Linked DNA regions of Homo sapiens: region 1 is linked to region 2. Evidence: chromatin loops called from intact Hi-C (ENCODE). Cell type or tissue: OCI-LY7. All regions are shown on one strand. Each heading gives the region's core, and the rest is flanking DNA. Links, peaks and the distances in the headings are about the cores only. Region 1 overlaps CRTC3 (CREB regulated transcription coactivator 3). Region 2 has its middle 32 kb from the start of ZNF774.

What was found. A loop is a pair of places that touch in the nucleus more often than their neighbours do. Peaks named below come from ENCODE experiments on the same cell type or tissue, not always from the same donor. Only the 100,000 strongest peaks of a DNase experiment are listed, where the experiment ranks them.
Region 1: a loop joins it to region 2, with 3 times the contacts of the local background. A loop is called at or near these places in 3 of 110 quality-filtered maps.

What each region holds. Positions count from the first base shown.
Region 1 is chr15:90,643,320-90,655,181 of GRCh38, reverse strand. It overlaps CRTC3 (CREB regulated transcription coactivator 3), which reads right to left. Exons shown (of 15, transcript NM_022769.5): 15 at 9,837-11,862. The region is part of intron 2 of CRTC3-AS1 (CRTC3 antisense RNA 1); the gene reads left to right. Among named protein-coding and RNA genes, the nearest start is that of LINC01585, 11 kb to the left of the region's middle. RefSeq lists enhancers at 1-121, 382-581 and a silencer at 8,395-8,578. In OCI-LY7, for the core only: CTCF peaks have their summits at 6,723 and 6,941 (motif pointing left); a DNase peak (open chromatin) is centred at 6,931.
Region 2 is chr15:90,314,262-90,326,417 of GRCh38, reverse strand. No RefSeq gene overlaps it. Among named protein-coding and RNA genes, the nearest start is that of ZNF774, 32 kb to the left of the region's middle. RefSeq lists an enhancer at 6,255-6,364. In OCI-LY7, for the core only: CTCF peaks have their summits at 6,028 and 6,229 (motif pointing left); a DNase peak (open chromatin) is centred at 6,207.

The DNA of each region.
Region 1 (11,862 bases), core at 3,863-11,862, 330 kb before region 2:
CTACCACGCCGACCTCTTGGAAATGGGCTGGCGTTTCAAAGATTTGAAGAAGTCCTTCAGTGCAGACATGTCTTCACTGTTTCTCCAGTAGCCAGTGCCCCAGGCTGGTCTGAACACTGAGGTGTGCACCCCTTCTCAGCATTATGCAGAATCAGCGCTTTCCATGCCTTGCTGGGGGGCATGCTGGCTTTCAGGAAAGGGCATCACTTTCAGGGAAGCGATGAGAGGGTATTGTCTACAGTGGCTAGAGATGCATGAAGGGGTCACGGTCACATAGGAAGCTCCTCAGAGCTGGGCCAGGGACAGGAAGTGACACATTTCACCAGCCCCCACTGCTACCACCCGCTCCAAAAGAGAAGGCAGAGCCAGCACTAGGAGCCTGGATGGGAGGCCAAGAGCCTGGATTCCAGGCCAGGATCCCAGATGGGAGTCCAGGAGCCCTGATGGGAGGCCAGGAGCCCAGATGTGAGGCCAGGGGCCCAGATTCAAGGCCAGGAGCCTGGATGGGAGGCCAGGAGCCCAGATGTGAGGCCAGGAGCCTGGCTGGGAGCCCAGGAGCCCAGGTGGGAGGCCAGGAGCCCAGATGTGAGGCCAGGAGCCCTCATGGGAGGCCAGGAGCCCAGATGTGAGGCCAGGAGCCCAGCTGGGAGCCCAGGAGCCCAGCTGGGAGCCCAGGAGCCCAGATGTGAGGCCAGGAGCCCTCATGGGAGGCCAGGAGCCCAGATGGAAGCCCAGGAGCCCGGCTGGGAGCTCAGGAGCCCGGGTGGGAGGCCAGGAGCCCGGGTGGGAGGCCAGGAGCCCAGATGCGAGGCCAGGAGCTCGGATTTGAGGTCAGGAGCCCGAATGGAAGGCCAGGAGCCCTGATGGGAGGCCAGGAGCCTTGATGGGCGGCCAGGAGCCTTGATGGGAGGCCAGGAGCCCGGATGGAAGTCCAGGAGCCTGGATGTGAGCCCAGGAGCTTTTACCTGGGAGCACCAGGGAGAACAGTGGCCACTTTCCTGGCCAAGCTAGTACATGACAACAGGGAGAAGAACCTCGCAAGTACAGGTAGGGGTTGGCGTCAGGGAGAAAAACGAGCTCTTTGTCAAAATATAAACAAAGAGCCCTGGAGTAACGGAAATCCTGGAGGTCTGCTCTGGGAAGTGCCCAGGTATCCAGGGTCAACCAGGGCTGCCTCATTAACACAGTGTGGAACTGCCCCGGGAGAGTGAGCCCTGAATGCCAGAATTCTGGGACAGTGAGGGACAGCTGTCAGCTGGGTTTCCCAAACTCTGCCCACCAACATCTTGCTATGATAATGTAGGCTCTACCTAGCCTTAAAATTTGTCAGCCAAACAAGACCCTTTTGAAGACCACTTGAGCCCAGGAGGCAGAGACTGCAGTGAGCTAAGATCGCGCCACTGCACTCCAGCCTGGGTGCAGCGACCAGGGTGCAGAGCGAGACCCCGTCTCAAAAAAACAAAACAAAAACAAACAAATGAACAAACAAAAAACACCTCAAACCAGGACCCTTTTGAGGATGAAAGGAGGCACCATTAATAATCGTGCCAGGACAACAGACAATCAACAGGGACACAGGGCCGTGTGCATAGGAACGAGGCCTAGAGGCAGTGCTACTTAAGAGCCAAGTGCATGGGCCCTGGAGTTACAGAGACCTGGGTTCAAATGTGATCTCCACCCTTCCTAGCTGTGACGATGGGGCAAGGCAGTGGCCTCTCTGTGCCTCAGTCTCCTTATCTATCAAATGGGAATGGTGGTGCCTATCTCATGGGGTGTGCTTGCCCCTTGGAAGCAGTTCCTAAATGTTAGCTATCATTTTCCTTACTGTTCTTTCTATAAAATGGGTTCTTTATTGCTAGAAATCATAAATAAAACAAGCAGGTTTGTTGAGAAGGACAAAGCCCATACTCTGAAAGGGGCATTGAACAGTTTTCTGAACACAGAGGGTTCCTGCCCAGGCCTCCGCCCCCCTCTCTGATGGGTCTGGCCAGGGCACCAACACCCATCCTCAATCTTCTCAGGACACCAGCTCTGCAGCCCAGGAGTCCCCAGGACTAACCTGATATGATTCCTATCCTCACCTGCTCAAAGCCTGGCTTGTTTAAAGTACGGGATCCTCCTCAGCTGGCTTCTATATAAGCGCTGCTTCCCTCTAACAACCTCTGCAACCTCCCAGAGACCGTCTTACTGGCTGCAAACGAAGCCACGCAAGCTGTGGCTGCCGGGCCCCTCTCCTTCCAAAAGCCAGGCCAGTGTAACCCGGTCCCCATGTCATGCTGGCTGGGTCAGTGTTCTCTCCTAGGAATCTGAAGCTTGAATGGGGGAGAAACAGGAGTCCAGGAGTCGCTGCAAATGAGCCATATGGACAGTCATGGGAACCAAAGCTCAGGGCTTTTGAACTTTCTTGCCCAAACTTGCAGGTAAGTCCTGGAAACAGAGACCTTTGCCTCTCCATCCAGACTGGGCCTTCCGGAAACAGAGACCTTTGCCTCTCCACCCGGACTGGGCTGTCCTGGAAAGGTACAGATGGAAAGGATGAAAAGAATGGCATTGGCCGGGTGTGGTGGCTCACACCTGTAATCACTTTGGGAGGCCAAGGCGGGCAGATTACTTGAGGCCGGGAAGTCAAGCCTGGCCAACAGGGCGAAACCCTGACTCTACTAAAAATACAAAAATTAGCTGGGTGTTGGGGTACGTGCTGGTAATTCCAGTTACTTGGGAAGCAGAGGTTGCAGTGAGCCAAGATCATGCCACTGCATTCCAGCCTGGGCAGCAGAGCAAGACCTTGTTTCCAAAAAAAAGAATGACATTGGCTGCCATTTAATTGGGTGCTGGGGAGTCAGAATCGAATCAGACGTAGTCCTTATGTCACGTTTCTTATAGACCAGTGGGAAGGCAAACGCTCTACCACAAAATCAGCTCTACAGTTAAAACAGTAAAGCTGGCCAGGCATGGTGGCTCACGCCTGTAATCCCAGCACTTTGGGAGGCCGAGGTGGGTGGATCACGAGGTCAGGAGATTGAGACCATCCTGGCTAACATGGTGAAACCCTGTCTCTACTAAAAGTACCAAAAAAAAAAAAAAAAAATTAGCCAGGCGTGGTGGCGGGCGCCTGTAGTCCCAGCTACTCGGGAGGCTGAGGAAGGAGAATGGCGTGAACCTGGGAGGTGGAACTTGCGGTGAGCTGAGATTGCACTACTGCACTCCAGCCTGGGTGGCAGAGCGAGACTCAGTCTCAAAAAAAAAAAAAAAAAAAAAAAAAGTAAAGCCGTGGAAATCAAGTGCAACTCAAGCACAAAGGGAAATGAACAGAGGTGGTGTATCAGTCAACTGTTGTCACATATATGCTGTGTAACAAATGGCCATAATTCAGTGGCTTACTACTCTCAGCGTTTATCTTTGGCTCACGTGTCTGTAGATTTCTGGGGCAGCCCTGCCGATTTCAGCCGGACCTGGCTAGATGGCTCCTGGGCATGGGTTTGGTTAAGGTCTGTCCTGTCTCTCATTCTTCTGGGACCAATGGGCTACCCAGGGAGTAGCTGTGCTAGTGGCAATGGCAGAAGCACAAGAGGGTGAGCCGTGTCACCGAGCCCATGTCAAGGTGCAAGGGCCTGAACCCAGTGGGCCGGGCTCCAAGGCCTCCTGACCCCATGTCAAGGCTTTGCTGTTTGGTCGTATCTCCAGCATGTCACCGGCCAAAGCAAATCACGTAGCCGAGCCCGAGGGCAAAGGGGCTTGGGGGCAGCTGGCAAGGCCTGCCATTAGGTCTGCGGGTGCCTGTTTTCTGGGCTTGGGGGTCAAGTAGATGGGAGACACCTAGACGGATGGGAAATCTTTTTAAAAATGGGGGGGTAGAGCCTAGAGATCCCACAGTAGGAGGGGAGGGAAGTAAATATTTGCAAATGAGAATCCAAACCTCACAGAAGGCTTCACAGAGGAGGTGTCACTTGACCTAGGCCTGGAAGGAGAAGTTAGATTTTTCTAAGTGAAGATGGGTGTTGCACGGTGAGCAGGTGTATGCAAACCTAATCCCAAAGGCCGAGGGAGCTGAGAGGCTGAACACAGAGGCTGACAAATCCAGTTGCTTAGGAACATTTAATAGGGACTTAGAAACAAAAGCCATGTCTCGGGCAGCCAGGAGATGGTGGATCCCCACATTGTTGCCCCCCCGAGACCCAGGGCATATATACCATAGGGTTATGATAACATATTTATAGTGTTTACAGCACCACAGTTTTATGATACAGATTTACAGTGTTTATAATAACATATTTACAGTAAGTGTGTGCTCTTAACAGTAGATAAAAGTAGAAATCTTAAAGGCATTCCTGGAAGTGGGGTTAATCAGAAGTCAACATGACGCATTAGCACCCAGGAGGGAGTTGCTTTGGCCTCCAAGGTGGGATAGGGCACAGCTGTCAAAGGGTTGATGGGGAGGAGGCATTGAGGTCCCGCAGCCTGGCATGTCCTTTCCTTGAACACAGTACTTGGGACCCCACCCCAGTCATTTTATTTCCAAATTCTAAAACTTCAACTCTGTGTCACCAGATACAAGTTCAAGACACAGTGGTTTTTAGCAAGTCATCGTAATGGAGGGTACAGTGCTTTGTCCCTTTCCTGTAAATTCCATCGAGCCTGAGTCAGTTATATAGCCCACTCACTCCCATTTCAGAGTTCAGTCTCCAACCTTGCAGTCCAGCAGTGACATCCCTGTGACTGTGACCAACTCAGACCTTGAAAAGACTCCTTGATGACAAAGTCAAGGTAGCCATGAGGTGAAGGAAAATAACCCAAGAATGGAAAAACCCATTCTAGAAGGACAGGCGGTGGAACAGGGAATCCATACACACACAACAGGCCAAACAATGGTGGGAACGATGGTTACAGGACAGGATGTAAGTAGTATAAACCTTGACAATGTAAAAACACGAACTCACAAAATTTGGGAGGGGGAAGGAGCTAGGAAGTGGTGGTGAGCTCATTTCCTTATCCTAAATCGTAGGTTGTCAAGAGATGCCATCTATAGTTGAAACATGCTGAAAGAATGAATCCAGCTGCTTAATATTTTTCTTTCCTTTAGAGAAATAATTTAGAACCAGAAGAAGCAGCGTCATTATTTGCAGCTTGGTAATTTCTTTAGTTACATTTAAGTTGCCTTTTGTTCTGTTAAATTTAAGTATGGCACTTTTTCTAAAAAGAGTATGTATTGTATGAGCCCATTTTGGTTAAAAAAACTCCTTTGAATATGTGCGTAGAGAGATGTCTCCATCCATGTTTCCTGGGTGTCAGCCATGATTATTTCTGGGGTGCTGGATTTCCGGACCACTTGAAATTTTTGTTTTTGGTACTCTTCGGTGTTACTTGAATTTCTTATAATGAGCATGCACTATTTTTATCAGAGCAAAGCTTTTTTAAAAAATTAAAATACATGTCTGGAAAAGAGAGAGAGAAAAAAAAAACACGTGTTCCTTTGCCAGGCTTCTATCTCACTGGGATCCGTGGGGACCCTTCCCAGAGGGGCTGCTCAGAGCCCACCTCTGCAGGGTGAAGGGTGCGATTCATTTCCGCACCCCTCACCCTGGTGATGGGCGTAGTCGGGGGCCGGGGGTGCACAGGGGAGGGAAACTTGTGAGCAGATCCTGAAGGATGCACTTTGGAGCCCTGGGTTCTGGGCTGGTGAGGTCAGGAGGCCTTGATGTGAGGCCCACTGGGTCCAGGCTTTGTGCCTTCACTGTTTAGTTGGGTGACAGAGCCTCTATGGGCCTGTTTCCTCTTCTGTAAACTCAAGAAGTCATCCTTGGCTAGGGGCAGTGGTTCACGCCTGTAATCCCGGCACTTTGGGAGGCCGAGGCAGGTGGATCACCCGAGGTCAAGAGTTTGAGACCAGCCTGGCCAACATGGTGAAACGCTATCTCTACGAAAAATACAAAAATCAGCCAGGTGTGCTGGCACATGCCTGTAATCCCAGCTACTCGGGAGGCTGAGGCAGGAGAATCACTTGAACGCGGGAGGCGGAGGTTGCAGTGAGCGAAGATCACACCACTGCACTCCAGCCTGGGCGACGGAACGAGACTCTGTCTCGGAAAAAAAAAAAAAAAAAAAAAAGAAGTCCTCCATGCCCTGCCTCGTTTTCAGGTTGATGTGAGGGATGTGTGTGGTGCTGTCACAGGGTTCAGCCTGGGAGGCCACATGGATTCCTGGCTTCATGCAGGAATTCAAAAGTAAGCTGACAAAGTGATAGCAAGTTTATTAAGAAAGTAAATGAATAAAAAAGGGGCTACCCCAGCAGCACGGGCTGCTCGACTCAGTAGACTTATGGTTATTTCTTGATCATACGGTAAATAAGGAGTGGATTATTTATGAGTTTTCCAGGAATGGGGTGGGAATTTCCTGGAACTGAGGGTTCCTCTTCCTTTTCGACCATATAGGGTAATTTCCGTACGTTGCCATGGCACTTGTGAACTGTCACGCGCTGCTGGGAGTGTCTTTTAGCAACTAATGTATTATAGTTAGTGAATAATGAACAGTGAGGACAACCAGAGGTCACTTTCGTCATCATCTTGGTTTTGGCGGGTTCTGGCAGTTTCTTTATTGCATCCTGTTTTATCAGTGTGATCTTTGTGATCTGTATCTTGTGCCTATCTCCTGTCTCCTCCTGTGACTTTGAATGCCTAACCTCCGGGGAATGCAGCCCAGCAGGTCTCAGCCTCATTTTACCCACAGCCCCTGTTCAAGATGGAGTCACTCTGGTTTGAATGCTTCTGACGGTGCAGTGTCTGGTAGTCTGGGTGGTCACTAAGGATACTTATTACTCCATATCATACAATTCAATTCTAGCCAACACCACTGCCAGCCCAGTTCAAGGGCTAAAGTTGAGGGGGTCCGGGGCTCTCTGTCCTGTTCTGGGTCCTAAGAGCCACTCTTATAGTTGCAGCTCCACCTAGTGTCCACATGAGGACATAGCAGCATATAGCTGGTTTATTGTAAACCCCAATTTCCATACCTGCCTACCATACAGCTTTATTAGGTAAAATGGACCAAAAAGATCTTTTTTTATTTTTATTTTTAATTTTTTTTGAGACAGAGTCTCGCTCTGTCACCCAGGTTGGAGTGCAGTGGTGTGATCTCTGCTCACTGCAACCTCTGCCTGCTGGGTTCAAGCAATTCTCCTGCCTCAGCCTCCCCAGTAGCTGGAATGACAGACGCCCACCCGGATAATTTTTGTATTTTTGGTAGAGATGGGGTTTCACCATGTTGTCTAGGCTGGTCTCGAACTCCTGACCTCAGGTGATCCTCCGGCTTCAGCCTCCCAAAGTGCTGGGATTACAGTCATGAGCCACTGTGCCTGGCCCAAAATAAGATCTAAAATCATTCCTTCCAGATCGAAAATTTAGTATTTCAAAACAAGTATACAAATTCAGTACTTTTCAAGATTAAAGTATCCTGTGTTTGAAAAGATGGCACAGGAGGAGGGGTGAGGAGAAGGAGGGGTGTGGAGGAGGAGGGGTGAGGAGGAGGAGGGGTGAGGAGGAGGGGTGTGGAGGATGAGGAGGGGTGTGAAGGGGGAGGGGGAGGGGTGTGAAGGGGGAGGGATGTGGAGCAGGAGGGTTGAGGAGGAGGGATGTGGAGAGGAGAAGGGGTGAGGAGGAGGGGGGTGAGGCGGAGGAGGGGTGTGGAGGATGAGGAGGGGTGTGGAGGAGGAGGGGTGAGGGAGGTGTGAGGCGGAGGAGGGGTGTGGAGGAGGAGGGGTGTGGTGGAGGAGAAGGGGTGAGGGGGAGGGGTGTGGAGGAGGATTGTGGAGGAGGAGGGGTGTGGAGGAGGATTGAGGAGGAGGGGTGTGGAGGAGGATTGTGGAGGAGGAGGGGTGTGGAGGAGGATTGTGGAGGAGGAGGGGTGTGGAGGAGGATTGAGGAGGAGGGGTGTGGAGGAGGATTGAGGAGGAGGGGTGTGGAGGAGGATTGTGGAGGAGGAGGGGTGTGGAGGAGGATTGTGGAGGAGCAGTGGGTGTAGAGGTGGAGGAGGGCTGTGGAATTTGGAGGGGTGTGGAGGAGAAGGAGGGCTTTGGAGGAGGGGTTGGAGGAGGAGGGGTGTGGAATAAGAGGAGGATTGTGGAGGAGGAGGGGTGAGGAGGAGGGTTGAGGAGGAGGAGGATTGTAGAGGGGGAGTGGGTGTGGAGGAGTTGGGGTGTGCAGGAGGAGGAGAGGTGAGGAAGAGGAGGTGTTTGGAGGACACCTGGTCTCCAGCTCCATGGCGGTGATGGGGGCTGAGCTCCAAGAGAAGGAAGCTGCTGTCAACAGTTCGGAAGAATTTGCGGATTTTTCGAGCCCCTACTGTGTGCCAGGTGCTGGGGAAGTGGCATACAAGTAAACATGCCCCTGTGCTTGCAGAGTTTGGAGCCCTGTGGGGAAGCTGGATGTCAATTGCAGGTGGACCCGGATCTCCAGAAAACAAGGGGTGGGGTGGGCATGAGCACTGGCTGATAGGCAGGTGGGGAGAGGGCTAAGTATGAGGGTCGTCTGCTTGGAGGGCTGGAGAAGTTGGTTTGGGAGGTCGATGGAAAGAAGATGATGGTGGAGGGGGAGGATGATAGGAGACAGGCATGGCCTGGGTGGTAGAATATGCAGAAAAGCCTTACTGGAGCCAGAGAGGATTTCGGAGGGGAGAGAGTGGCCAAAGGGTCAGGATGCGGCTGACATCAGAGGGCCTTGGACAGAGGCAGGAGAGTAGGGAATCCTGGAGGGCTCCCTGGGGCTGCGGGCAGAAGGAGGCTGAGCAGGAGTGCTCCTCCAGGAGAGGCAGGACACAGGGCTGTGGCATGAGGGGTAGCCGGCGGGGAAAGGAGAGTTTTCTGTTTGTTCTGAGGAAGGAGACTGGGCATCTTCACAGGCTGATGGGGAGGTGCCATCAGAGAGGGCTAAGTAGAAGGCCCTAGAACATCAGCAAGTCCTTGCGGAAGGTCAGGTTGACGTGGAAACAGGACCTCGTAAGGCATAGGGACGCTGGGGAAGGCGCGACGGGCCATGGGACGGAATGGGGAGCAGCTGGGACACGGCGGGAGCTGGCCCAGGTGGCCTGGATGGGAGGCAAGAAGGCCTCATGTGGTCTGATGAGCCTTGAGGAGAGGAGGGCGTGGGTGCCCCACGTGGCAGGAGAGGGCTGGGTCAGCACAGCCTGGAAGTGCTGGTTCTTCCCGCAGGGCTCCCAGCAACAGAAAGCTCAGCCCGAGTGACGTGGTGGCAGGTCTTGAGGAGGAAGAGTGGCGTGGTGGCAGGAGAAGGGGCCTGGGGGTGCCACGGAGGCCACGAGCCAGGTGGGCCCGGGCAGAAGCAAGGGAAGCTAGGAGAGGACGGGCAGGCTGAGAAGAGGGGACACGGAAGAATTCTCAGTGCGGTCAAAGAACAGGGTGTGTGTAGACCAGAGTGGAAATGGGGGCTCAGGAAGTTAAAGTCAGAAACAGGATTTCCAGGTAGGATTTCAGGAGACAGTCACCTTTATGACAAGTGCTAGATGTGGCTGTTCGCGTTGAACCCTGCTGGGATGGGGGTCTGGGGAAGGGACAGGGCTAGAGGCCAACCCAGGACAGAGTATCTGGTGGAGGAAGGGCCGTGGGCAGGGGTGTGGAGCGGGTGCTGGCTGTGGGGGCAGGAGACCCAGCTGCCTCCAGCTAAGGGAACTGAGTGCCCCTTCACGTATCACAAGAAGGCCTGACCCACAGCTGGTACAGGGCCTGCCTTGCCAAGGCTCCAAATCCTAGCTGCAGGCTGAGCCGTGCAGGAGGCGGTGAGATTAAGGCTCCCCACCAACCCCTCACCCAAGTGAAGAAAAACACCACCAAATGCAGAGACAACCTCATTGTGATGCTTTTAATTACAAAAGATGTAAAATGATGCATTATAAAACTTGGAAGCAACTTTATACAAATTCCAATTTTTAAATATGGTTGAACAGGGTGCCCTGGGGGTTAGGACACTGGCAGGAAGTCTGATTAGTTGCTGGGATGGTCCCATCCATGAAGCACTGGACACATGCTGGGAACCATCTGTGCATAAATCAGAAGAGCCAACAAGAGTGGGAACAGGAAAGGTCTGCAAATACGCATATGGACTTGAAGATACAACACCAGCTCAGGTAATATACAGCAGGCGGAGGAGAAATGAAACAGGAGAAACAGGACAAAGGAGAATTCATGACATGATCAAGAAACCCCTTCTCCTAACCCCCTATGTCCTAAAACCCACAACCATACAGAAAGAAAAAATGGAAATGCAGACAGGTTTTTAGTTCTATGCTGTTTAACTGCTGTAAGTGAGAGTAGTACAATGGTCGATTTCTTGTGACAAAACTAAATAATGAAAAATAGTTTACTCTGAAGTATGCAGCTGCTTCAAATGCTGAGGACCACAACTGGTTTTGTTACAAAGGCCGCAGTGAGTGCAGGCTCACGTGCTGTGGGCCAGGGCGACCCTGCCCGTGGTGAGTCCTCCACACCTTCTAGGCAGAGTGGGTTGTACGATGCCCAAAACCTTTCACAAGAAAAGATCGGACTCACTCATAGACCTAAGGACAAATTGAATTCAGTGCTAAACCATATTGCCCCCAGTGTACACCCCCAATAAATCACTTCCCCGGAGGTCTGTTTTCACAAGTCACCTGGAGAACGCCTTTGGGGCAGTAGGGTTCACTGTGTAGGTCTTGGGGTCTCTGTTGCCAGGCAGGGTGGCTGCTGTGCAGACAAACTGAACTGGGACCCGGATATGACGATACCCATGGGTAAGGCACTATGTGAAGAGTGACTATGCTGAGACCTCTGTTTTATAAAAACACAATTCTTGAAACATCAGCACCATCGCCTGTTGAGAGTGAGATCAGGTTTGGAAGCCCTTTGACACAGGAGCTGGTTTCTTTTGGCACATGGGGTGCTGGGTAGCATTGCGACTGAAGGCTCTTTAACAAAAAGCCACCCCCTCTGAGATCTTGAGCACAAAGGGATCTGAAAGTGTAACTGGGAACAGGGCAGGCCAGCAGGCCCTTCCTGAGCTGGAAATCAGGCGAGGAGGACTCTGGTTTGATTTCCCAATTCCACAGCAAAGATTTGGGGCAAATGTGAAACAGGAATACTTGGATTCCAGAGGAAGGTGGAGGGGCACCCCATGAGGGTTATTTTAAAGATGAGAGGCAAGGTCAGAAGATAGAAATGGAATGAGGTCGGGAGAGGCTAACCAGCCCAGGGTCTTGTGACCACGACTCCTTTTACATAAGGGACAGGTGTGCCAGATTCAGACCCTCATTGTACAGCCTTGCTCCTCTGGGTGGAACAGTCCAGCAACCCTCAGTACACTCCAGGGTCTCCTGGAAGGGCAATGGCTGTCCAAGCAAAGGTCCTGGCATCTTCCGTCTCTCCTTCAGGGTTCTCCTCCTCTCCACCCTGTCCTCTCACAGCCTAGACCCCCCCCTCCCCCTGCAGTGCTCTGCCCCCTTCAAACCTACTGGCATCACCCAAGTTAGAGGAGGCAGGCGGTGGTGGAAATCTGGCCCATCTATTTTATGAGAAGGTATTGATGACTAATGATGCTTCCATGAATTAGGCCTTCGTTTTACTATAAACTATTTTTTCAACCTCAAAGAATGAATCTCTACTTGAAGCAATTTAGAGCCAAACGTGGATCTGAGAAGGAAGATCTTCCTGGGTGGGGCCCAGCCAGGATGCTCAGGGCACTCACCTGCTCAGCCCTTCCGGATGTACTCAGAAGACAGCTCCCACCCACCCGCGTGGAGCACAGCCCAAGGAGAATGCAGTGCCCGGCTTCACTGTGATTTGGTCACCTAGTGTTAAAAGCATATTAAAGTGCATGCTTCACCATA
Region 2 (12,156 bases), core at 2,269-10,268:
CCTCCGTGTCCCGGGTTCAAGTGATTCTCCTGCCTCAGCCCCCTGAGTAGTTGGGATTATAGGTGCCCGCCACACACCCAGCTAATTTTTTGTATTTTTAGTAGAGATGGGGTTTCACCACGTTGGCCAGGCTGGTCTAGAACTCCTGACCTCAAGTGATCCACCTGCCGTGGCCTCCTGAAGTGCTGGGATTACAGGTGTGAGCCACCGTGCCCGGCCTCATCCTTATTAATTACAGCACCACCACCTGTGCTCATGGTCCCTTTACCTCCTCTGCTCCAGTAACCTCGAAAGGCCAGCCACATCACAGAGCTGCTTCCATTTCAGCCTCTCAACTCCATCTCTCCTTTTCCCTTAGAATAACTGGGGCTGCCCATTATCCTTGCCACAGCCTCCTCTGCTTCCTTGCTTATTGTTCCTTTTCTACCTCCTCCCTCAGTCTGGACTCCACGGTCGGCTCTTCAACCATGTTCCTGCTAGTGGCTTACGGTTCCTGTTCTCCAACTTTCTAATCTACCTACTGTGTCATCCCCAAGCAGGGGATTCCCTGCCATCTACTTCTGCAACTCTCAGGCTGGCAGAAGTGGCCTCCATGCTGCCCAGTCAGAAGGGCCTGTGTGGCCAACACAGCTGCCGCCCCAGTTCCATCCTTCATTCTCTTTCCTTCCAGTTGTCCAGGCCTTGCCATCTGACTGGCCTGGAGAGTAGGGAAGAGATGGGGAAAACAAAGGAGGGGTGCAAACATCTGGAGCTCAGTGCCCTGGTCTGCTCAGCCTGGGGGAGATTCTCCTCCCTCCTCTTCCTCCCCTGCTCTGTTCCTTCACCTTCTTCCGCCTTGAGGACTCCCTGATTCCCTTATATATCCATGAAAACTTTTACATCACTAAATAAATTGCCTTTTTTTTTTTAAATGAAGTCTCTCTCTGTTGCCCAGGCTGAAGGGCAGTGGCATGATCTCGGCTCACTGCAACCTCCGCCTCTTGGGTTCAAGTGATTCTCCCACCTCAACCTCCCGAGTAGCTGGGATTACAGGCGTGCGCTACCATGCCTGGTTGACTTTTTTTTTTTTTTTTTTTTTTTGGATTTTTAGTAGAAACAGGGTTTTACCATGTTGGCCAGTCTGGTCTCAAACTCTTGACCTCAAGAGATCTGCCCACCTGGGCCTCCCAAAGTGCTGGGATTACAGGTGTGAGCCACCATGCCCCAGTGAAATTGCTTAATTTCACAAACATTTTGAGAGTCAACTGGGAACTGTCAACCTAGAAGGAAGCTGAAGCAAAATTAATATAAGTAGAGAATTTATCTGGGGCTGGGCATAGTGGTACACTCCTGTAATCGAGGATTCTGGGAGGCTGAGTTGGGAGGATTGCTTGCCAGGAGTTTGAGAACAGCCTGGGCAGCATAGTGAAACCCCATCTGTACAAAAAATTTAAAAATTAGCCAGGCATGGTGGCTCATGTCTGTAGTCCCAGCTACTCAGGAGGCTGAAGCAGGAGGATTGCTTGAGCCCAGGAGTTCGAGGTTATGGTGAGCTAAGATCCTGCCACTGCACTCCAGTCTGGGCAACAGGAGCAAGACCTTTTCTCTTAAAAAAAAATAAATAACAATAGTAAGACAGAGGATCTATTTGGGCCAAGCTAGATATTGCAAACTGGGAGCATAGAGTCAAGTTACCCTCAGTATACATCCTGATTAGCAGCAGTTGTGAGGCAGGAGGCAGGCCTGTACTCCAGGCCAGATTGAAGACTAGCTGAAACAGGGAAGAGGGGAAAGCACCTCTCCATAACACATGCCCACCAGTGCCATGTCAGTTTACCAGTGCCCTGGCAACACCCAGAAGTTACTGCCCCTTTCCATGGCAACAACCTGGGAGTTATACCCTTTTCCTAGAAATTTCTGAAAAACCCATCCCTTAATTTGCATGTAATTAAAAGTGGGTATAAATATGACTGTGGAACTGCCCCTTAGCTGCTACTCTCCACACACTGACTATGGGCTAGCTCTTCCTGCAGGAGCAGTTACAGAGCGGTAACACTGCTGCCTCAATAAAACTGGTTTTGGTGGCGGGGCGTGGTGGCTCACACCTGTAATCCCAGCACTTTGGGAGGCCGAGGTGGGTGAATCACCTGAGGTCAGGAGTTCAAGACAAGCCTGACCAACATGGTGAAAATACAAAATACAAAAATTACTAAATTATTATTATTACTAAAAATAATAGCCTCCCAAGTAGCTGGGATTACAGGCATGCACCACCACCCCCTGCTAATTTTGTCTTTTTAGTAGAGACGGGGATTTCACCATGTTGTCACCTTGGTCTCGAACTCCTGACCTCAAGTTGTCCACCTCACCTTGGCCTCCCAGAGTGCTAGGATTATAGGCGTGAGCCACCGCGCACAGTCAAGAAACCTCTTTTCTACAAATAAATAAATAAAAAATTAGCCAGGTGTTGTGGTGCCCATCTGTAGTCCCAGCTACTCAGAAGGCTGAGGTGGGAGGATCGCTTGAGCCCAGGAGGTCAAGGCTGCACTGGGCTGTGATCATGCCACTGCACTCCAGCCTGGGAAACAAAGCAGGACCCTTTCTTAAAAAAAAAAAAAAAGGATTTGCATTAGTCAGATAAAAATTATTATTTTTTTCATAACTTTTTATTTTAGAAATGAGTGGAAAAAGTGCTCGCCCTTCAGGAACTCCCCAGTAGCTCACTGCCTCCAGTAGTTTTAGGGTCTTGAGAAGGGGCTAAAGTGAGGTGGAGAAAACCACAAATAGACTATAGTGCATGGACCCTACGTTGTTTTATCGGAAATTTGGAAATGTACATGAATATATTTCTTTCTTGTTTTTTTGAGACAGAGTCTCACCCTGTTGCCCAGGCTAGAGTGCAATGGCACGATCTCGGCTCACTGCACCCTCTGCCCCCCGGGTTCAAACGATTCTCCTGCCTCAGCCTCCCGAGTAGCTGGGATTACAGGCGCCCACCACCACACCCAACTAATTTTTGTATTTTTAGTAGGGAAGGGGTTTCACCATGTTGGCCAGGCTGGTCTCGAACTCCTGACCTCGTGATCTGCCTGCCTTGCCCTCTCGAAGTGCTGGGATTACAAAAGTGAGCCACTGCGCCCCGCCCATTCCTTTACTTTCTTAATAAACTTGGTTTCACTTTATGGACTCACCCTGAATTCTTTCTTGAGCGAGATCCAAGAACCCTCTCTTGGGGTCTGGACTGGGACCCCTTTCCGGTAACACTCAACTTGAGGGTTGGTAAGAATTTACTGACAACAGTACAGGTTTTATTACCATAGAAAGAAGGAACGTTGCAGAAAAGTGCAGTGGGGCACGTCAGCAAGAGCACTGAGCCACTGCGGTGGTCTTTTCCTTAGGGATATTTATGGACCTAAAGCAGGAGATGAAGGGTAACTTGCACGATAAATGATTACATTTTTAGACATTTTGTTGCCTTGATGTTAGCAAGGGTTGAACAATGAGTTTCGGCATGCATGCATTCTGGGGATGTACAGAAATCCTAGTTACTCACACATTTTAAGTTGAAAAGAGGCCTGGAACCAAGTGTCTTTAGATAATAGGAAAGTCTAATTACTTCTAAATTCCTCAGATAAGGAGTTTTTGTCTCTGGAGCCTGCTGGATGGTCACCAGGGGATTTTGCTTGCTTTATTTATTTACTGACAGTGTCTTGCTCTGTTGCCAAGGCTGGAGTGCAGTGGCATGATCATAGCTCACTGCAGCCTCTACCTCCTGGGCTCAAGCAATCCTGCCGCCCCAGCCTCCCAAGTGGCTGAGACTACAGGTGCAGAACACCAAGCCTAGCTACTTTTTAAATGTTTTTGTAGAGACAGGGTCCCCGTATGTTGCTCAGGTCGGTGTCGAACTCCTGGGCTCAAGTTATCCACTCACTTCAGCCTCCCAAAATCCTCTACTTGCTTCTTTTTTTTTTTTTTTTTGAGATGGAGTCTCACTTTGTCGCCCAGGCTGGAGTGCAGTGGCACAATCTTGGTTCACTGCAACCTCTGCCTCCCGGGTTCAGGCGATTCTCCTGCCTCAGCCTCCCAAGGAGTTGGGACTACAGGTGCGTGCCACCATGCCCGGCTAATTTTTGTATTTTTACTAGAAATGGGGTTTTGCCATGTTAACAGGCCAGGCTGGTCTTGAACTCCTGATCTCAGGTGATCCACCCGCCTCAGCCTCCCAAAGTGCTGGGATTACAGGCGTGAGCCACTAAGCCCAGCAGTCCTTTACTTTCTTATTAAATGTGCTTTCTCTTCATTCTGTTGGCTTGCTCTTGAATTCCTTCTTGTGCAAAGCCAAGAACCCACGTGGCCTCCCAGGTTGACTGAATCCCAAAATTGGGGGTTCAGCCTGTGACAAAAATATTCATAAAACTATAAATTAAGCAATATATTTATTGAGAAAACACTTATAACAATATAGCAGACAATAGATTGGTATCTTCAATAAATAAAGGGGTCATACAAATGGATTTTAAAATTAAGATCCCAATAAATAAATGAGTAAAAGGGCCAGACATGATGGCTCATGCCTGTAATCCCAGTACTTTGGGAAGCCAAGACAGGAGGACCCCTTGAGCCCAGAAGTTGGAGGCTGCAGTGAGCTATGATTTTGCCACTATGTTCCAGCCTGGGAGCAGAGCAAGACTCCGTCTCTAAGTAAATAAATAAGTAAAAACTGCTAACAATTTATAAAAAACAGAAATACAAATTTTAAAATGTTAATTTATACTAGTAATTAATTGATTTTTTTTTTAAGATGATAATTTTGTTCTTGTTGCCCAGCGTGGAGTGCAATCGCGGGATCTCAGCTCACTGCAGCCTCCACCTCCCAGGTTCAAGTGATTCTCCTGCCTCAGCCTCCCGAGTAGCTGGGATTATAGGCACATGCCATCACGCCCGGCTAATTTTTTTTAATTTTTAGTAGAGACGGGGTTTCACCATGTTGGCCAGGCTGGTCTCGAACTCCAGACCTCAGGTGATCCTCCTACCTTGGCCTCCCCAAGGTGCTGGAATTACAGGCGTGACCCACCACGTCCAGCCTAATTGCAAATTAAAACATCTTTTTTACCAGTGCACTGATAAGAGAGATTTATAAAATTGTTTTCATTACTTTTGATTAGGGTGCAATTAGGTGTGCATTCCTTATGGTACTTGGTGTTGATAGTACACAATGATGCAAGCTTTCTAGGAAGTTTTTTGCAGCATGAATAAAAAGACTTGCAAATGTTTTTGACTCAGTAATTTCAATACTAGGTCTCTTATAAGGAAATAATCAGAAATATATATAAAAATATATAAGAATAGTCAATACAGCAAAAAACAAAATGATCAGTGTCTAAAAATAAGAAAATTATTACAAAATTACAATAGAACCCTATCATGAAAAAAGATCATTCAACCACTGCAAATAATGCTTATGAAGAATTTACAACGACATGGGAAAATACTCAACATACATTGCAGTACATGAAAAATCAGGACATGGACCTATATGTTTTATGTTTGCAACCATATAAAAATATGTGTACAATATATTCATATGTAGCAGATACTCTGCTGAAGATGTAACTTGTGAGTTTTATTTTCACTGCTTTTCCAAAGAATGCCAGAAAGTCTGCCCCCGGGTAGCTGACTCCCCACGGAGCTCCCCTTCCTCTAGGGAAAGTAAAAGGAATTTAGCTGTTTTAAGGGCTGGTCCTCCAACTGGAGACAATCAGGCTCTATTGTCAGAGAAGGTAGGGAACCCTTGACCTACCTTTATGTATGAAAGGCACACCAAGGATGCCTAAAAACCAATTGGAAGTCGCTCTTCGGGGAAGTTTGTAGCTCTATGGTCCGGGAAGGAATTAGAACAAGCCCATTTGGGAATGATAGTAGAGGAGTTAAAATTTTAAAAAGTAAAAATAGAACAAGCCCAGTCTGGTTTAAGGGTTGAAAACACCTGGGCAAGAAAGAAAAAGTTGTTATTGTCTGGAATGGGTGTTCCTCTGAGCCAGTCCTGACATAGTGCTGGGGCTGGCGGCGGGCTTGCGGGGCGAGGCTTTGCGGGGGCCTGAAAGGGCTGGGTACTATGAAGCCCTGGGAACTGGTAAGGACTCTGGATTAGCTAGTGCGGGGACAGAGGAAATTCTTCCTCTCTGGCCAGCAGTTACCGCCTTGGTGGGAACGCGCAGGAGCAGCGAAGAGTGACACCTTGTGGTGGTTAAGAGCAAGGGCAGAAACAGCCACAGACCACCGCTAGGGACTCCTGGGCTCCGCTCCAAAGGGTATGAATGTCCACAGGACTCCTTTGTGCATGACATATGCCTCAGGTTCCTGGGCAATCCCAGAGAAGGAGTAGCTCTAAGAAGGAGGTAATTGGCTAAGTCAGTAGTTAAAGGATAGAGCTAGTTTTTAGAAAAAGTTTTAAATGCATCTTGATTGTTATGGTACAGCTGGCCACTGCTGGGGCTCAGAAAACAATAGCCTAAAATGAGAACCTCAGCAGCAGCTTCGTAAGCAAACGTTTTCCTCTGACTTTCTCTTCCATGCCTTTCTCTCAGTACCATTCTCCCCTGCGGTTACCCATAGAAATCAGAGTCCCTTTTCCCTATAGTCAGCCATAAAACTTAAAAATGCTACTCTAGGCCGGGTGTAGTGGCTCACACCTGTAATCCCAACACTTTCGGGAAGCCGAGGTGGGCAGATGACATGAGGTCAGGAGTTCGAGACCAGCCTGGCCAACGTGGTAAAACCCCATCTCTACTAAAAATACAAAAATTAGCTGAGTGTGGTGGCGTGTGCCTGTAGTCCCAGCTACTTGGGAAGCTGAGGAAGGAGAATCGCTTGAACCCAGGAGACAGAGGTTGCAGTCAGCCGAGATCGCGCCACCGCACTCCAGCCTGGGTGACGGAGTGAGACTCCATCTCAAAAAAACAAAACAAAAAAATGACTCTAATTTCCCCTCCACCTTTCTGTGTCAAACTGCCCATAAAGAAACTAACTGGGCCGGCTACAGTGGCTCAGGCCTATAATACCAGCACTTTGGGAGGCTGAGGCGGGCAGATGACACAAGGTCAGGAGTTTGAGACCAGCCTGGCCAACGTGGTAAAACCCCATCTCTACTAAAAATACAAAAATTAGCCAGCCATGGTGGCGTGTGCCTATAGTCCCAGCTACTCGGGAGGCTGAGGTGGGAGAATGGCTTGAATCTAGGAGGTGGAGGTTGCAATGAGCCGAGACCATGCCACTGCACACTAGCCTGGGTGACAGAGCGAGACTCTGTCTCAAATAAAAACAAAACAAAAAAATTATCTAGGTGGGTGCAGTGGCTCATGCTTGTAATCCCAGCACTTTGGGAGGCAGAGGCAAAGGTTTAATTGAGCTCAGGAGTTCAAGACCAGCCTGGGCAATATAGGGAGACCCCCTGTCTTTACAAAAATAGAAATTAAAAAATTTGCCTGGTGTGGCGGTGCACCCCTGTGGTTCCAGCTACTTGGGAGGCTGAGGTGGGAGGATTACTTTAGCCCAGAAGGCTGAGGCTGCAGTATGCCGTGATCACGACACTGTACTCCAGCCTGGTGACAGAGCAAGACCCAGTCTCAAGAAAAAAAAATTATCTGACTTAACTTGTTTGACTGTAGATCATAAGACCTCCATTCCCGGCAGGTCCCTGCCCCTCACCCAGAAGGAAGGAATGCTGCAGAGAAAGTCCAAGAATCTGGAGAGACAGGCTGGGCTGGGTTTCCCCACTCAGTCTATTAGCAGTAGACCATATTCTTTCTGTCCATATATATATATATTTTATTTTATTTTATTTATTTTTTTATTTTTATTTTTTTTTGAGATGGAGTCTTGCTCTGATGCCCATGCTGGAGTGCAGTGGCACAATCTCAGCTCACTGCAACCTCTGCCTTCCAGGTTCAAGCGATTCTCCTGCCTCAGTCTCCCTAATAGCTGGGATTACAGGCACATGCCACCACACCCAGCTAATTTTTGTATTTTTAGTAGAGATGGAGTTTCGCCATGGATAGAGGTATTTTAACTGGGGTGAGATATATCTCATTGTAGTTTTGCTATGCATTTCCATTATGAGTAATGAGATGGAGGATATTTTCATAACTGTTGGCCATTTGTACGTCTTTTTTTTTTTTTTTTTTTGTCTGAGATGGGGTCTTGCTCTGTCACCCAGGCTGGAGTGCAATGGCATGATCTCAGCTCACTGCAACCTTCGCCTCCCGGGTTCAAGTGATTCTCCTGCCTCAGCATCCCAAGTAGCTGGGATTACGGGTGCCCACTACCATGCCCAGCTAATTTTTTTGTGTTTTTAGTAGAGACAGGGTTTCACCATGTTGGCCAGGCTGGTCTTGAACTCCTGACCTCAGGTGATCCGCCCCCCTCAGCCTCCCAAAGCATTGGGATTACAAGCGTGAGCCACCGCGCCTGGCCCAATCATATTTTTACATGGCTCTCCATACTTTGTTAAACCTAAGCATAAAAATGGACAATTCCACCTGTATCTTTGAATCTTCATTAATTGTATACTTGTTAAATAAATCTGTGTGCTTTTTCTCTTATTAACCTGTCTTTTCCAAGTTGATTTTTCAGGGAAACTTCAGAAGGCCAAGAAGAACTTATCCTCTTGGCCTCTACACCATACGCATATACATTAAAAAAAAAAGGGGCCAGGTGTGGTGGCACATGCCTGTAATCCCAGCACTTTGGGAGGCCGAGGCGGGTGGATCACCTGAGGTCAGGATTTCGAGACCAGCCTGGCCAACATGGCAAAACCCCATCTCTATTAAATTAAAAATACAAAAATTAGCCCTGCTACTCGGGAGGCTGAGGCAGGAGAATTGCTTGAACCCAGGAGGTGGAGGTTACAGTGAGCCGAGATCGTGCCGCTGGACTCCAGCCTGGGCAACAGAGTGAGACTATGTCTCCAGTAAATTAATTAATTAATTAATTAAAGTATGTAGAAATCAACCTCATTTTTTTTAAATGGCTGAATAGAATTCCAAGGTATAGATGTTCCATATGTTTTAAAGCTAGGCCTCTGTCCACAAACATTTAAATAATTTGGTTGTTTTTCTGTTTTTGGTTATAAATATTGCTGTAATAAACATTCTTGTACATATATTGGCATATTTTTGTGATTACATCTACAAGATATATTCCAATTTATACTAAAACCAACAGTGTGAAAGTGAATTATTTTCTTACCAACACCATTGTGAATTATTACACTTAAAAAAATTTGCCCATACCCAATACTATAGGATAAATATTATGTGTGCGTACATATATACATACATATATATATATATATATGCTTTCATTTGCATTTTAAAAATTATTAATGGGCTGGGCGTGGTGGCTCACGCCTGTAATCCTAACACTTTGGGAGGCCGAGGCGGGTGGATCACTTGAGGTCAGGGGTTTGAGATCAGCCTGTCCAACATGGTTAAACCCTGTCTGTACTAAAAAAAAAAAACAAAAAATTAGCCAGGCTTGAGGATTGCTTGCACCCACGAGCTGGAGGTTGCAGTGAGCCGAGATCATGCGACTGCACTCCAGCCTGGGTGACAGAGTGAGGCTCTGTCTCAAAAAAAAAAAAAGATTAATGGCTTGGCATGTGGTGGCTCACACCTGTAATCCTAACATTTTGGGAGGCTGAGGTGGGAGGATCGCTTGAGGCCAGGACTTTAAGACCAGCCTGGGCAACATAGCAAGAACTTGTCTCTACAAAAAATAAAAATATTAGCTGGGTGTAGGGCATGCACCTGTAGTCCCAGCTACTTGAGAGGCTGAGGCTGGAAGATCACTTGTGCCAGGAATTTGAGGTTTCAGTGAGCTGAGATGGCACCACTGCACTCCAGCCTGGGCAACAGAGCAAGACTCCGTCTTGGAAAAAAAAAAAAAATTCAAGTTGCCTGTGTGTATATGAAGCGAATCAAACACACAGTAGTAAAAGCCCACTAAGGGAACAGTAAAAGCCCATTAAGGGAACAGTCTCTGGCACCAGACCATTCCCTGAGGATGTTTCCATCTCCAGGCCATGTGGCTCGGTAAATCTCATAGTTAGTGGCTTTAATATTTGTAATAGGTGTAGCTTGGGAGCAGCAGTCTGGTTTGACAAGCCGGTTAGGGAACTTAAAGCCACTTTTGCTTGCCAAGAGTCACTGCTTTTACTGAAGGTTACAAGATTTTTTTTTCTTTCCAATAGTCAACTAATTATTTTAGGGATAATTTTCTTCCTATAAACCAAACAGCCAGGGGGCTACGAATATATATGCATGTATACATGCGTGTATGTATTTAAATTTTTTCCCTGCCTTGTTTTTCCTTCCAATCTTTATAATTAGTCTTTACTTGTAATAGCTTGGGGGGCATTGAAGATTACAGAGAGAAATCCCCGCTAAAACATACCCTGTCCCAAGCCACCCCAGCACCGCTCTTGTCTCTGTGTCTTGGCAAGGACCACCCCACACTGGGGCTGCCTCTGAGTCATTTTGTGCAGCCTGGAGCACCTCTGTGTCCTCCCACAAGTATTCTTGAATAGTGCAGTTCAGAATAGGGCGTGGGAACTGGCCAGAGGTTGTAAATCCATTCTCCTTCCTCCTCTTGGCAAGAAGGGGCTGGAACAGGGCCTGGGTTATCCAGTCCTGGAGAAGTTCAGGCCAGCACAGGAGAACTAAGAGAAAAGCCAGCATCCACCAAGGAGGAACACAAGGTCCAAAGCCTAAAGCTAAAGGGTCTCCCTCTGTCACACTTAATGCAAACCATTAATACAAATCCCAAGTGATACTGGCCTTGGGGGGATGAAAAAAATCCATTCTAAAAAAAAAAAAATTCCTGCTGTAGCTTTTCTTTTTCCATGGGCATGCGTCATGTGATACTTGATTTCACAATTATTCACTGACACTTTCTTGGACTGAATTTCACTCCTCCCTCTTTTAAGTCAACACTTCCCTGATCCCATTCCCCAGTGTCTCTGTCTGGGCATTTTTTTTTTTTTTTTTTTTTGAGACAGAGTGTCGCTCTGTCACCCAGGCTGGAGTGCAGTGGCGTGATCTCAGCTCACTGCAACCTCTGCCTCCCAGGTTCAAGCAATTCTCCTGCCTCAGTCTCCCAAGTAGCTGGGATTACAGGTGTGCACCACTATGCCCGACAAATTTTTTTTTTTTTTTTTTTTTTTTTTTAAGACAGAGTCTTGCTCTGTCACCCAGGCTGGAGTGCAGTGGCGTGATCTCAGCTCACTGTAAGCTCTGCCTCCCGGGTTCACGCCATTCTCCTGCCTCAGCCTCCCGACTAGCTGGGACTACAGGTGCCTGCCATCATGCCCAGCTAATTTCTTTTGTATTTTTAGTAGAGACGGGGTTTCACCGTGTTAGCCAGGATGGTCTCGATCTCCTGACCTCGTGATCCATCCGCCTTGGCCTCCCAAAGTGCTGGGATTACAGGTGTGAGCCACCGCACCCAGCCATTTTTTTGTATTTTTAGTAGAGATGGGGTTTCACCACATTGGCCAGGCTGGTCTCGAACTCCTGACCTTGTGATCCACCAACCTCGGCCTCCCAAAGTGCTGGGATAACAGGTGTGAGCCATTGTGCCTGGTCTGTTTTTTCGTTTTTTTGTTTTTTTTTTAATTAGAGACGAGGTCTTGCTATGTTGTCCAGGCTGGTCTCAAACGCCTGACTTCAGGTGATCCACCCGCCTCAGCCTCCCAAAGTGCTGGGATTACAGGCATGAGCCACTGTACCCAGCCTGGCATTCTTAAGATGAGCACCCCTTTAGCCTTTTCCTTAGGCCAGTCTTACAATATCCTACAACACTGTCCAATGGTCTTTTCCCAATCATATTTAGTGGCCCTGAGTCTGTGACACAACTAGCAAAAATGAGACACATACCCTGTGTGAGCCCAAAAGAGACTTGTTTCTTATTCTGACATTAGGAAGTAGTTTGGATGAACCAATGATGGAGGTCTTAGGTGGGTGCAGGTACTTCCTGCATCCTCAGGGCCCAAAGGGACTCTCTGCTTCAATGCCTGAGCCTTATCTGCTGGGAAGTGGTGGGGAGTCATTGGCCCTGATCATAACCAGTTGTTATGCAGAGTACCTGAATGGAAAAAACAAACAAACAAAAAAACATGAC